2 separate regions of the Homo sapiens genome follow, and region 2 is linked to region 1. A link is an interaction called in ENCODE POLR2A ChIA-PET data of the cell type or tissue named here. Cell type or tissue: GM12878. All regions are shown on one strand. Each heading gives the region's core, and the rest is flanking DNA. Links, peaks and the distances in the headings are about the cores only.

Region 1 (2,916 bases), core at 284-2,783:
CTGACTAATAGTGAGCTCACAGAGCTGAGTTTCCCCCTGTGGTGATCTGCAAAGAGTAAAGCCAGAGGCGAGGTGCACACAATGCAGTTTAATAAATGCAATAGAGGCAGAGGCTGAGAAGAAAGGCAGAAAACCATCAATGCCAAAGTCCCAGGCCAGAGAATCAGTGTCCAATGGTTTCAAATACAGATTGGCAGGCAAAAGACAGTAAAAATGTTGTTTTTATAGGGAAAGATAGGGGTCTCATTTCTGTTCCTCCCTTCAAAAACACTTTCACAGTGAGTTGCTTGAAAGCAGACTTGTGTCTTCTTTGTACTCTCAGCATAGTGCCTGGAACTCAGAGGGAGCTAATTCATGCATGTTAAATCAATTAACAGAAAGCAGTGCCTTTCCTCTGTATTTTACTCTGATTTTTGCTAATAGATTGGAGAGTATTTAGATGAGATTTTGGAAACCTCATTGCCTGCTCATAAAGTATTAGCAAATTCAAATGTAATCTCATTTGTAAAGTATTAGGAGAGGCAGAAAGTGCTGAAACTTTGTCCTCCTCCACGCCATGCAGAATCTCTAGTGTGGCTCCTGAAGTGAACATAGAGGGTGGGACAAGCCGTGAGGACAGGAGGAAGAAGATGATGCTGGTTTGTAGCAAATCTAGTGCTCAGTTGAGCAGAGCCTTCCATGTTTAGATAAAAGGGCACCCGCTCTTCTTCTCCCAAGGCCTATTTGCCTCATGAGGAATGAAGCTGTGAACCTGTTGGTTCCCACTTTCTACTTCAAAAGGTAAAGAAAGTCAAAAGGAACAAAACATCATTTTCAAAGTGTATCACTTGTAGGAGTAAAAAAAGAGTCCTATATCTTTTTATATCCTTCTATCCCTTTATAAAACAGCATACAAAGCAGTTAGGACATAAACCCCCCTTCCCCAGGACTTTTGTCTTCCCATCAAGCTGGAGGATGAGCTGGGTTTGTTGTCTTTGAAGAAAAAGTGGTTTGGCTAGCAGCCATTTTAACAAGGCTATGACAGGTCAACTTGAATCACAAAGAAGTCAGAAGCCAAGGAGATGCATTTTTGTAAGCCTTTGGTTTCTTCAGGAGTGTAGCTTCCTCATGCCAGTCAGCCTGCAGTGAAGAAAGTTGTTATAGAATAGACTGCCAGTGCTAGAAGGAATCGTAGGGGTCATGTAGTCTGGGGTTGGCCGGTACTTGCTATACTGTACCATTGCAGACATCACTAATCTATTGTGGCTCACTTTCCATGTACACATGGCAATAGCTCAGCTAGTTCAGCTATCAGTGTTGGCACAAGTCATGAGACTCTTTTGTTCTCCTTTGGTTATTATTTTTTTTAACTCATTTGTTTTGCAGATGCAAAAACCCAGGCCCAGAGAGATGAAGAAACCTGGCTAAGGTAACATGTAAGTTAGTGTCAAAATCAGGATAAAACCCAGATCTTCTGACTCTTAGTATAGCTCTCTTTTTACCCAGCCACACTGCCTGTGTCCCTGGGACTGTTAGTAAAATAACAGGTGAGCTGGACCCCCTTTTTGAGATGACTGGGTATGTTTACTGTCTGGGTCAGATCAGTCAAGTACTCTGAGTCTAGGGTTGTTCCTAGAACAGAAGCTGGGGTTGATGAGCATTTGTGAGTATTGGAGAAGGAGTGAGGGGGAGAAGCCTCACACGCAAACCCAGGCCCTGGTTTCAATTTCGTGTATGAGATTACCTGAGAACGGAATGCAAGTAACAGGCAAATAATTGACATCTCAAACCTAACTGTGTATGCATCCTGAGTAGCTAATAGTGAGCTGTTCACTACTAATGCTGTGTGTAGGTTCATCCCAAAGACAGGCTGATCCACACATAGACAGGCTGGTCCTATGATTAAGGAGTGTGAGCTGGCATTCCCTTTATCAGGACAAAGATAGGTTCTGCTTCCTCTGGATAGTCTTCAGGCAAAGCTTTACTTATGGCCTTGCAAATAACCCATGGTCTCTTGGTCGATGAACAAAATAGCAGTAAAGAAGATGAATTCTCCTTATTTATCTTCAGTTTTCTCCCTGGAGTGAAAGTGAGGGTTATTCTCTGGTATATTAGAAAAATAGTACATTATACTACCTAATGGGTTTCAGTCTGACTCAAAATGAAAGGATAACAGGAAATGGGGTGCTGTTTTGCTGAGTAGCTGAGATAGCCTACCTTATTAATTCTAAGTATGTCTCTATTTTCCCTTTCCAATGCTTCTTGGTTTCTTAGCCATTTCTAAATCCCCTTTCCCCATGTGCAGCATGGTGTGGGTAGAGATAGGAATAAGAAGCGGCTAATTCTTACCTTACAAGAAAAATAACTTGGCAGTCAAGAGAAAATTGACGGCAACAGTCTTTGCAAACAGCATTCGTAGCCCAAGCACTGTGAGGGACATCATGTTCACCTTCTCGGTATGAACTATGGCTGAAAAAGAGTGAAGAGGGTGGCTTCAGGGAGAGATTAAATTCCCTTCCAGAAATTGGGCCTGCAACACTGATATTAGCCTGCCCCAAGTCTGCCTAGTTCTTTCTGGCCTGCAAGTCCAGCATGGTGCCAGATAGCCGTCAGAGACCTTAGGCTGCTGCTGACACCCAGCCAGGCAAGCTTGGGAAACCGATGCCGACAGCCAGGTAAGCCTTGCTGGGAGAGTCAGAGGCTCTGCAGAACCAACTGGGCTCAGCATGGTTTGTGTTTTCTTTTGAAATCTGATACATTTTGGCCCCAGTGGACAATTACAGAGTTTGCTTTAACCCTTGATTCTGAAGTTGGCCCTTTGATTTGAACTAACCTTTGGGTTTATGGCAGCTCTTTGAAGGTTGCTTTGTGTTTTCAGTTTCCTTTGGTTTTACGTGATCTGGAACAAACAGCAGTGGTCAGGGTTACATTGGGAAT
Region 2 (2,916 bases), core at 120-2,619, 51 kb before region 1:
TGATGTTTATCATTATTATTAATAGCGAGGGTTTAATGAGCTTTTTCTATGTTCTGAGCACTATGCTAACTACTTTAGCTGTATTATTTCATCTTTACGATGACTCAACGAGGTAGGAATATTTTTATCTTCATTTTGTGGATGGGGAAACTGAGGCTCAGAGAGATTAAGTAACTTGTTCAAGGTCACACAGCTAGGTAAGTAGTGGAGCAAGGACTTGAATTCAGGTTTTTCTGTTTCCAAAGCTTGTGCTATCCTGCTTAATCCATTATTACTTGAGCTCAAAATGTCCAGAGGGGACCCATGACACGTCAGAGGTGCTGCAGAGGTGGGCTTAGTGCTCAGCCTCATATTCTATGGCAGTTACTTGATTCTCAATCCAGATGTACAGAGTTCTAGTGGTTCTTTTCAAGTAGATATTTAAATCGCAGCAGGGAGATCAAACTTAGATATGAGAAGTACTTTCTGGCAATAAGGGTTGCCAAATTTTGGAATTAATTACAGAGAGATATTTCCCATCCTAGACCATCCGATATAGTGCAAGCACATCCTATATGGCCAGAGATCCTGCTGGGAAGCCTGGTCAGGGGTGGTGGAGAACCTTCCTGACAGCTCCATTGGCTCATTATTGTTTGTTTCTCTATTTCTTTCAAAATGTTGTATATGCTCCTGAGAAGCCCTTACCATGAGCTAGAGCAAGAGTCTGCATGTGGGCATGCGTGTGTGCATACATGCACTCATATCTCATTTTAAAGCAGGGAAGAGAACCAACTCTCTTTGGCCTGGGGAAAGAACATTAATAAAGAGCCCAACCAGATGCATAGGATTAAAGTCTTTTTCAAACTAATGGTTTGATTGATTGCCCCTGAAGGCCTAGGCAAAGAAGAACACAACTTACTTGGCTTCACAGTGAGCGTAGTCCCATCCCCAAAGGTTGATTTGCCTGCATTGGTGTTACACAGTCTTTAGTGCTATTGCAATAACCTTGACTCAGGCCTCTAGGAAGACAGGTGGAGGTTAGGGAGGAAAGCAGGAAAACAAAACCTGAGATGACTGCCCATGGCCAAAACAACCTCCTTATAATTAGGTTAGAACGTGGGAGGAATACTAATAAGTAGCAACTCCCCAGCCCAATTCTATTTGCCTTAATTTTCCTTGAAGGTATGGGCCTTGGCAGGAGCACCTCCTGGGAAATTCACTCAAAGTGGCTACTGCTCTGTCTCCTGGGATCCTGCCTTGTTTATATTCCTGCAGGCTCTTTGGCTATTTTCATCCAATTCCTGCCTTTTCCCTGCTACTTTCCTTGGACCTTTCTTTTCGTGGAGGTTCACATATTTTCACAGGGAGAGACTACATGGATATTAAATGTCCGAATACAATGCCCCAGGGAATATGTGCATTAATAACCTTGTTTTCCAACTGATATTACTAACCACCCAACACAAACCAAGCAAAGAAAACACCACCTGTGTTTTGACAGCTTCTGCATGATGGAAGACAGGCTTCTCGGGAAGAATAATTAGCCAGAAAGAAGAACTTACTTGGTATGACCGAGAGTTTGGTCCCCTTCCCGAAAGTGAGTTGGTAACTCCCAGCCCCAGAGTATGCACAGAGTTTCCTTGCTTTGCAAAAACCCCAGAGATGCTGAGAAAATCAGACCACTCACAGCATAGGAGCAGCTCTGACAAAAGCTCAGACTGTAACAACAACCAGACAATAGGCAAGAGAGAAGGGCATTACAGAGGCAGGCTATGGAACAGACCATTCCTCAGAGTCCTCCAGAGTCCTGGCTGGACTTTCAGAGGTCATCGAATCCATCCTCCTGTCCTCAGTCAGTGTGTTGTCTGACCAAAGACCTGTCTAGTTATTAAGAGCTCCTAGTTTTTATAAGGTTTTCCTTTGCTAACAGCTCTTACATCTAATCAACTGTTCCTTATATCTAATTGAAATCCTGCAAACTGCAGTCTGAGCCCTTTCCCTCTCAAGCTTTCCTGGTTGAAGATGGGATTTCACATAAACATATTCCACAGAGAAACTCATCACAACACACCAAGCTGGTTTCAGTGGTCACTTTTGGGGAGGAGGAAACTGATACTGAAGGAAGTGGCCAAGGTGAATGCTGGTTTTATCTGTAATTTTTTTTTTTTTTTTGAGATGGAGTCTCACTCTGTCACCCAGGCTGGAGTGCAGTGGCACGATCTCGGCTCATGGCAACCTCAACCTCCCGGGTTCAAGTGATTATCCTGCCTCAGCCTCCTGAGTAGCTGGGATTATAGGTGCCTGCCACCACGATTGACTACTTTTCGTATTTTTAGTAGAGATGGGATTTCATCATGTTGGCCAGACTGGTCTCAAACTCCTGACCTCAGGTGATTTGCCCACCTCAGCCTTCTAAAGTGCTGGGATTACAGGTGTGAGCCACCGTGCCTGGACTTTATCTGTAATTTGAATGGTTTACAATGAGAAATTTTAATGTATTACTTGGGCAAATCAAAATGAATAACAACATTAAATAGAAACCTGCAATGTATTTAAAAATGGCTTTTGGGGCTGGGCACGGTGGCTCACGCCTGTAATCCCAGCACTTTGGGAGGCTGAGGCGGGTGGATCACGAGGTCGGGAGATCGAGATCATCCTGGCCAACGCGGTGAAACCCTGTCTCTACTAAAAAAAAATACAAAAAATTAGCCGGACGTGGTGGTGAGCACCTGTAGTCCCAGCTACTAGGGAGGCTGAGGCAGGAGAATGGTGTGAACCCGGGAGGCGGAGCTTGCAGTGAGCCGAGATCGCACCACTGCACTCCAGCCTGGGCGACAGAGCGAGACTCTGTCTCAAAAAAAAAAAAAAAAAAAAAAGAAAAAGAAAAAAAAAAAAGGCTTATGGATCTCAGACAAGCCTTTTTGTGCTTCCCCCAGG

Evidence for each region. ChIA-PET counts read pairs that join two places held together with the same protein. Peaks named below come from ENCODE experiments on the same cell type or tissue, not always from the same donor. Only the 100,000 strongest peaks of a DNase experiment are listed, where the experiment ranks them.
Region 2: POLR2A ChIA-PET joins it to region 1 with 6 read pairs; 6 of 35 experiments call an interaction of 5 or more read pairs at or near these places.

What each region holds. Positions count from the first base shown.
Region 1 is chr14:22,463,736-22,466,651 of GRCh38, reverse strand. All of the region lies in intron 2 of TRD-AS1 (TRD antisense RNA 1), which reads left to right. It also overlaps TRA, TRD and TRDC. Among named protein-coding and RNA genes, the nearest start is that of TRD-AS1, 18 kb to the left of the region's middle. RefSeq lists enhancers at 1,917-2,136, 2,559-2,916. In GM12878, for the core only: no CTCF peak of the experiment used is centred there; a DNase peak (open chromatin) is centred at 1,692; H3K4me3 peaks cover 1,260 bases; H3K27ac peaks cover 2,500 bases.
Region 2 is chr14:22,514,314-22,517,229 of GRCh38, reverse strand. It overlaps TRA, TRAJ28 and TRAJ27. Among named protein-coding and RNA genes, the nearest start is that of TRD-AS1, 33 kb to the right of the region's middle. In GM12878, for the core only: no CTCF peak of the experiment used is centred there; a DNase peak (open chromatin) is centred at 1,589; H3K4me3 peaks cover 1,185 bases; H3K27ac peaks cover 2,500 bases.